2 separate regions of the Homo sapiens genome follow, and region 1 is linked to region 2. A link is a contact called in ENCODE Hi-C data. All regions are on one chromosome and are shown on one strand. The core of a region is the stretch at or near the end of the contact, and the rest is flanking DNA. Distances in the headings are between cores, read along the strand shown.

The links. A loop is a pair of places that touch in the nucleus more often than their neighbours do. Pooled maps may share reads with other maps.
Region 1: a loop to region 2 is called in a map of right cardiac atrium, with 4 times the contacts of the local background. The contact joins two enhancer-like sites. A Hi-C loop is called at or near these places in 1 of 168 maps with a recorded cell type or tissue (right cardiac atrium), 5 of 37 single-sample maps with no recorded cell type and 7 of 50 pooled maps.

The regions. Positions count from the first base shown.
Region 1 is chr16:4,175,532-4,179,166 of GRCh38, reverse strand. No RefSeq gene overlaps it. Among named protein-coding and RNA genes, the nearest start is that of ADCY9, 61 kb to the right of the region's middle. RefSeq lists a silencer at 1-8. Within about 2 kb of position 2,071, at least 4 of the 41 ENCODE cell types and tissues checked have a DNase peak (open chromatin) inside an H3K27ac peak, as active enhancers do.
Region 2 is chr16:3,792,026-3,795,582 of GRCh38, reverse strand. It overlaps CREBBP (CREB binding lysine acetyltransferase), which reads left to right. Exons shown (of 31, transcript NM_004380.3): 4 at 1,957-2,197; 5 at 3,489-3,557. Among named protein-coding and RNA genes, the nearest start is that of TRAP1, 76 kb to the right of the region's middle. Within about 2 kb of position 2,307, at least 9 of the 41 ENCODE cell types and tissues checked have a DNase peak (open chromatin) inside an H3K27ac peak, as active enhancers do.

The sequences.
Region 1 (3,635 bases), core at 822-3,321, 380 kb before region 2:
CTGCAAGTGGCCTGCTGTGGAGCAGAAACCTCTGCTGGAAAGCGCCGAGCCATTTCTTCCATGCCTTCCTCTTGCTTTACTGCCGTGTCCCCTTTTTACTGGCCTCTTCTTTCCTGGAGGGTCCCATGAAGTCTTTCAGTTGTTGTTCATAATCTAAGCCCCTCAAGCATGGAAAAGGAACCTGATATGTATTGATCACATGCTATGTGCCTGACATGCTGTGCCAGATGCTTCATATCTAGATTTCATTTAATTTCATAGCAATTTATTAGGTAAAAAAGTCAGAGAGCTCACAGCTGAGAAAACTAAGGCTGGTTAGGGAACATGTGGAATATTACACAGCTGTTAAGAGGAGAGCTGGCATTTGAACTCTGGTCTAATCCCAAAGTCCATTCTAACACCCTTCACACTCAGAATAAACCCTGTGCCTGGGCAACAGTGAGACCCCCATCTCTACAAAAAATTAAAAACAGATTAGCAGGGCGTGGCCGGGTGCAGTGGTTGAGGCTGCAGTGAGCCGTGATCAGGCCACTGCGCTCCAGCCTGGGCGACATAGCAAGACCCCGTCTTGAAAAAAAAAAAAGAAAGAATAAACCCTGCTGCTGCAGTATTTGGGTTTATCTTATACCTTTGCAAGTCAGAGCCTTTTCCTTGTGCCGTTACTTGTATCCCCGGGGCTCGAGTGTGTGGAAGGTGCTGTTTCAGCTCACCCTTGTGGGTTTCCACGTGGAGTGCCTAACATTTCATTCCATCCATCGTCTGTCATTCCATCCATCTATTCCTTTGCTGCTGATGGCTCCTCCATCTGGGAGGCCGTTTCACCGGTTTCTGAATGGCAACATCCAAGCCCAGTTCCAGTGCCACCTCCCCCATTGTGTCCCTTGGATCTCATTTGCCTCCAGATTCCCAAACTTACCTTTGTTACCCTTCCCTGAAGGATTTCTTACGTTACTCCTTGTGTTACAGTAATTTGGGCATGTGATTTATTTTCTTTGTTGTGGGGGACAGGGATTATTCTGCAATAGTACTTGAATCTTTCCAGGACCTTAAACTAGCAAGCCGCCAGTGAATGCACGCATCAGGGGAGCCCTTTATGGGGAAAAGGGTTTGTATAGTGAAGATATCTTCCTCTACTTTACATGTTAACTTTGCTTAAAAACAATATTCAGCTGTATGATAAATGTCCTGGTTGAGTCTAGCGTGATGGTAGGGCACTCCTAGGGAGAAATTCCTTGTGTTTTCCTTGAGAGTTTCAAATTTGTGTTTTTGGGTTTTTTTTTGTTTTGTTTTTTTTTTTTTGAGACAGGGTCTCACTCTGTCACCCAGGCTGGAGTGCAGTGGCATGATCTTGGCTCACTGCAACTTCCACCTCCCAGGCTCAAGCGATTCTCCTGCCTCAGCCTCCTGAGTAGCTGGGACTACAGGCACACGCCACCATGCCCAGCTACTTTTTGTATTTTTAGTGGAAACAGGGTTTCACCATGTTGGCCAGGCTGCTCTCGAACTCCTGACCTCAGGTAATCCACCCGTCTTGGCCTCCCAGACTGCTGGGATTGGAGGCATAAGCCACTGTGTCTGGCAAGAGAGCTTTGAATTTGGGGAAGTGAAGAGACACTAATGAGGGCAGGCAGTGGGGAACAGGCTGCTTAGGTAAAAGGCCCCCCAGACCCTACATATTCGACTCTCCAGATGGGGCCCAGCAGAGTGGTGAGCTGTGTCCCTAGACTTTTATCACATGCTGCAGCTTTTCTGAGGCCATCACTTGTGCTCCCAAGTCCCTTTATGTTTGTTCTGATAGACGAAGGCCATCACTCCTCCTGCTTTCACCACTGGGGATGAGGGAAACCTTGGCCATAGTGGCAGTCCTCCCTCCCTGGGACCCCAGTCAGTTCAGAGCACCTATTTCCCATAACACCCAACACAGACAGATGCTAGGGCCCTTCCGCAGAGAACGGGTGTGGGCTGGGATGACTCACCTGCTCTGTGGCCGCCTACAGTGCAGCTCAAAGCCCTTGGGAATCAAAACACTTCCCTAGGACAAGCACAGAGGCTCTCCTTAGAGACAGCAGTTTGGGTTCCTGCTTCTGCAAATGCCTGTCACCGTACTGATGTTTCAAAGTCCAGGTCAGTGAGGAGCCATCCAGCTGAATGGCCATGGAGAACAGGCAGAATCAGCAGCTTCAGAAAGCAGTGCCCTGATCTGGGTATCAGATGACCCAGGTCTCACCTGGGCTCTTCCAGGAGCTCACTGTGTGTTTATAAAGGAAGAGTATTCAATTTTTTTTTTTTTTGAGATGGAGTTTCGTTCTTGTTGCCCAGGCTGGAATGCAATTGCACGATCTTGGCTCACTGCAACATGCACCCTCCGGGTTCAAGCAATTGTCTTGCCTCAGCCACCTGAGTAGCTGGGATTACAGGTGCATGCCACCACGCCTAGCTAATTTTTATATTTTTAGTAGACGGGGTTTCACCATGTTGGCCAGGCTGGTCTCAAACTCCTGACCTCAGGTGATCCACCTGCCTCGACCTCCCAAAGTGCTGGGATTACAGGTGTGAGCTACCACGCCTAGTCTAAGAGCATTCATTCTTTAAGTAAACTTTTTTTTTTTTTTTTTTTTTTTTTGAGACAGAGTCTTGTTTTGTTACCCAGGCTAGAGTGAAGTGATGCCATCATGGGCTCAAGCGATCCTCCCACCTCAGCCTCTTCAAGAAGCTGGGACTACAGTCCCATTACACCTGGCTAATTAAAAAAAAAAAAAAATTTTTTTTTAGAGGTGGGGTCTCACCATCTTGCCCAGGCTGGTCTCCAACTCCTGGGCTCAAGCGATCCTCCTGCCTCGGCCAACCAAAGTGCTTGGATTACAGGAATGAGCCACCGCACAAGGCTTAAACTTTTTTTTTTTTGGACCGCTGACTTCTGCTGTGCTAACTAAGGACAGAAAGGGTTATGAGAAGTCAAAATCTGTCCCTCACCATGATGGTCTCTCAGTCTCTGCAAATGAATACAAGTCAGGGTAATGAATGCAATACTGCACTAAGGTGGTTTGAAGTATGGAAGAGAAACTAATATCCTAGGGGAAGTGAGTGAGTCAGGTTAGATTTAATTGAAAAGATGACATTTGAGCTAGCCCTTGAAACTGGAATTCCTTTGGCAGACTGGAGTAAGTCTGTTGCATCTTTGGGGAATATTGTCAGAGGAATGTAGAGAAGGGTGAGGGTGAAGAGAGACAAGATTTGAAGGTCCGTGTGGTCTCAGGAGTCAAGGGCCTTGGTAGAACATGTGAACTTCGGACCTTATCCTGAGGGCAGCAAGACATGATCAGCTCTGTGTTGTAGAAAGATCACTGTGGCTGCAACGTGGAGGATGAATTAAAAGGGTCAAAGAGGAAGAGAGAGACACCGGTTAGAAGAAGATTAGACTATTACAGGAAGGAAAGTTTGAGGACCTCCACTACGGTATTACAGAAGAGAGCTGGACTGGATAATACCTAAAATCAAAGTTTTATGCTCCTGAACCCACCAGTGCTTGGCGCTTTTCTTTTTTTTTTTTTTCTTTCTTTCTTTCTTTCTTTTTTTTTTTTTTTTGTGATGGGGTCTCGCGCTGTTGCCCAGGGCTGAGTGCAATGGCGCCATCT
Region 2 (3,557 bases), core at 1,058-3,557:
AAGAACTAGTTAAATGAGTATAAAGTTAAAAGAGTAACATGCTGTTCATTACAAGTCATTCCAGCCCACTATCTGAGACAGTTTAGTGGTATGGGGCAGAACATGGAAAAAACACTAAGCAAAACATGTGTGTTGCAGGGGAGATACGAGGCTCTATTGATTATGGTTCATACGTAAACATTTATATAGAAAAAAGAAGGGAAAAAAACCTATCAACGCTTTAGTAGTGGACTCCTGGATAATGGGATTTTAATTGTTGTTAATTATTTCTGTAGTAGTTCTCTAGCTTTCCAAATTTCCTGCAGTGTATATATATACTTTTATAATCAGGAAAAAATAAACATAAGAGGCTATTTTCTCTTAGGAGTTGAGCCCTGCATTCATGGTGTTCTGCTTCTCAGCTAGGATGCTGATTTTGCTTTGGGTCCTTCTCAGAATTGCTTTGGGTCCTTCTCAGACTTCCAAGAGTTTTGCTCCCAAGCCCAGCCACCCAGCTTTTCTACGTACTTATTTTCTAGTTCTCATAAAGGTAAAATCAAAACAGAAAACTCTATAAACTTTTAAAAGTGAGCTTTGATTCATTAAAAATTATTTGTATAGTTTTCTCTCCTCTTTGTGAATATACAGTTTTGATTCATACATTTTTAAAAAATCCGAGTGGCGTACTTTAGGGGAGGTAATGAGGGTCGTGGAAGCAAGCTGGAAATATCAGAGTACTAGAGAAAATTGGAAATCCCGGAACTGTGGATGATACTGTTGCACATTAGGAACACTTCTCTTACTGCCTAAGTCTTTTTCAGTAAGTTTATCTGAAGAATGCTTATAGTTTGTAAAGAAGAAGACTCTATGGGTCCCCTTTTCCATTTGCCTTGCTGTTAAAAGGTTTGTTTGGTCTGGCTTGTTATTTCAGGCAACTGAAAGCAAACCCTTTCTGTATTTTTAGCAGATCACCAAATCTTTAAAAATTGTCAGCTGTCTGAGTGGAAATTGTAATGAAAAACAAAGCATAGGACAAGAATGCATTTCCCATTGCACTGGGTGGTTGTATTAAGGCTAACTGTCATTATTCTTTTAGGAGAGGTAATGGTTGCTGTGAAATCAAGCTGCACGCATTGTCCTTCTAGTCATGTGATAATGAAATCCAAAAGGTGGCTCTGATTCTTTTTGCTACATCAAATGTTTGTAGTACATTGCAATTGGTCAGGCCTTGGCAAATCTTTTTTTTTTTTTTTTTTTTTTTTTTTTTTTTTTGAGACGGAGTCTCGATCTGTCGCCCAGGCTGGAGTGCGGTGGCGCCATCTCAGCTCACTGCAAGCTCCGCCTCCCGGGTTCACACCATTCTCCTGCCTCAGCCTCCCGAGTAGGTGGGACTACAGGCACCCGCCACCACGCCTATAGTCCTAATTTTTTCTGTTTTTTAGTAGAGATGAGGTCTCATCGTGTTAGCCAGGGTGGTCCCGATCTCCTGACCTCGTGATCCGCCTGCCTCGGCCTCCCAGAGTGCTGAGATTACAGGCGTGAGCCAACGCGCTCGGCCAGGCCTTGGCAATCTTTTTAATTAGGTTGTACCCTATGAAATTGCCAGTGTTTGGCCATTTGGGACCTACAGAAACAGCAGTTTCATATGGTCCAGCTGGTATAGTACACAGCTTTTCCTGTAGTTGTGTATATTGTAGAGTGAGTTGGATTTTGGTTGCTACAGTGAAGAGCCAGCCATTGTCTTGCTTGGATGATAATTGTATACAAGTGAACTTGAATCAGCCTTGCTGCTGAGTTGGGTTGATTTCTGTGCTGCTGGATCTTCTTAAAGTCATCAGTGGGTTAGAGAACTACACCAGCCTTCTCTCTGTGGTCGGTATTATCCATCAGCTTTTGCTTTTGTTTGAGAAATAATTAATGAATATGACTTGGAACTCTGAGAGGTTAAAGTATTTTTATTATTTTGCTTTATTTTAGTCTCAGATGCAAACATCAGTGGGAATTGTACCCACACAAGCAATTGCAACAGGCCCCACTGCAGATCCTGAAAAACGCAAACTGATACAGCAGCAGCTGGTTCTACTGCTTCATGCTCATAAGTGTCAGAGACGAGAGCAAGCAAACGGAGAGGTTCGGGCCTGCTCGCTCCCGCATTGTCGAACCATGAAAAACGTTTTGAATCACATGACGCATTGTCAGGCTGGGAAAGCCTGCCAAGGTAAGTGCTGTTTTTGGAACTCCTAGTGGTAGAGGTCAGGAAGAATTTGCCTTTATTGTTCTTACAGCAGCTCTCTGGTTCATAAGGCTCCGGCAGCCTGAGTGCTGCCTTCCATTGGGTGTGGCAAGACATGTTGCGCTCACGTTCCCCACGCGACGACAGTCAGGTGCTCCAGGAAGTCTTATCTGCTGAAGAGAAAGGCGATTTGGTTTTCTGATACTCTGTGAACTTCTGCTGCTTGAAGCTGTGCCCCGTATTTGTTCTTTTCCTCCTTCCTCTGTCACGGAAGACATTGGTCACTTCTTGAGCACTGTCTTTGTTGTGAATGTCTAGATTGTGGTTTTCTTTTGGGGCAATGAACATAGCACAGGCACGTGCAGGCACACGCCCTTCCTGCATCCCAACATCTGTCTTGGTGGCCTGCGGCCTTGCTCCTCTGTCCTGTGTCTTGAGGCAAGTGCGGATGACAGCGAAGTTGTCCTGGGTGACTGGCAGTGACATGGGGAACTATGCACTGTATCATCCCAGGGGGGGTGGTGAACTAGGCACTTCACGTGCCCTCTGTCTCCCCTTTTACCGCAGACACCTCATTTCTACCGAAGGAAGTGTTTCTTATTAACAGCTGTACTTTCCTTTAATCTTTATTCTCTTTCCTTCTCTGCTTATGCTCATAAACTTAGGGGAATCTCCCCCTGGTCTCCCCGTCTCCCGTTGTGACATTTGTGAGTCCCCAGAGTAACCCTGTTGTAACAGAGAAGCAGAGAAGGGTAAGGTTAGACCTTTAGAAGATGAAGACGGAATAACCAGGGTCAGTTAGCCTCTCGAGTACTTCTTCACCAAGTGCCCAGAGTCCCTTTCAGAATCTCTACAGACTTCTCATTTGCTTCTCTATCTGTATTTCTTCACTGTAGTATTTAGGTGGTTTCATCTTGAAACATAATTGAACATTTTTATTTTAAATAGTGACATCACAGAACTATTATTTGTTCTACCTTTCATTGCAGTTGTTCGCTATTCCAGGTTGAATAGTTTTTGTTTTGTTTTGTGGGCTGCCCTTTATCACCCATCCTTCATAACATTGCTTCTAGGGGAAGTTTTGTTTGGATTTCTCAACAGTCAACTTACAAACTTTTTGGAAAACAGCCTGTTTGTAAGTTGAGGACTGCCTATACTGTGTTATGGTTACACTTGTTACCATTTTCTTATGGAATCTGGCATTATAATTTAGGTATAATTGAAAGTGTGACGATTTGGATAGAAAAATAACATCTCGTTGTTTTTCTGGTCATAGTTGCCCATTGTGCATCTTCACGACAAATCATCTCTCATTGGAAGAACTGCACACGACATGACTGTCCTG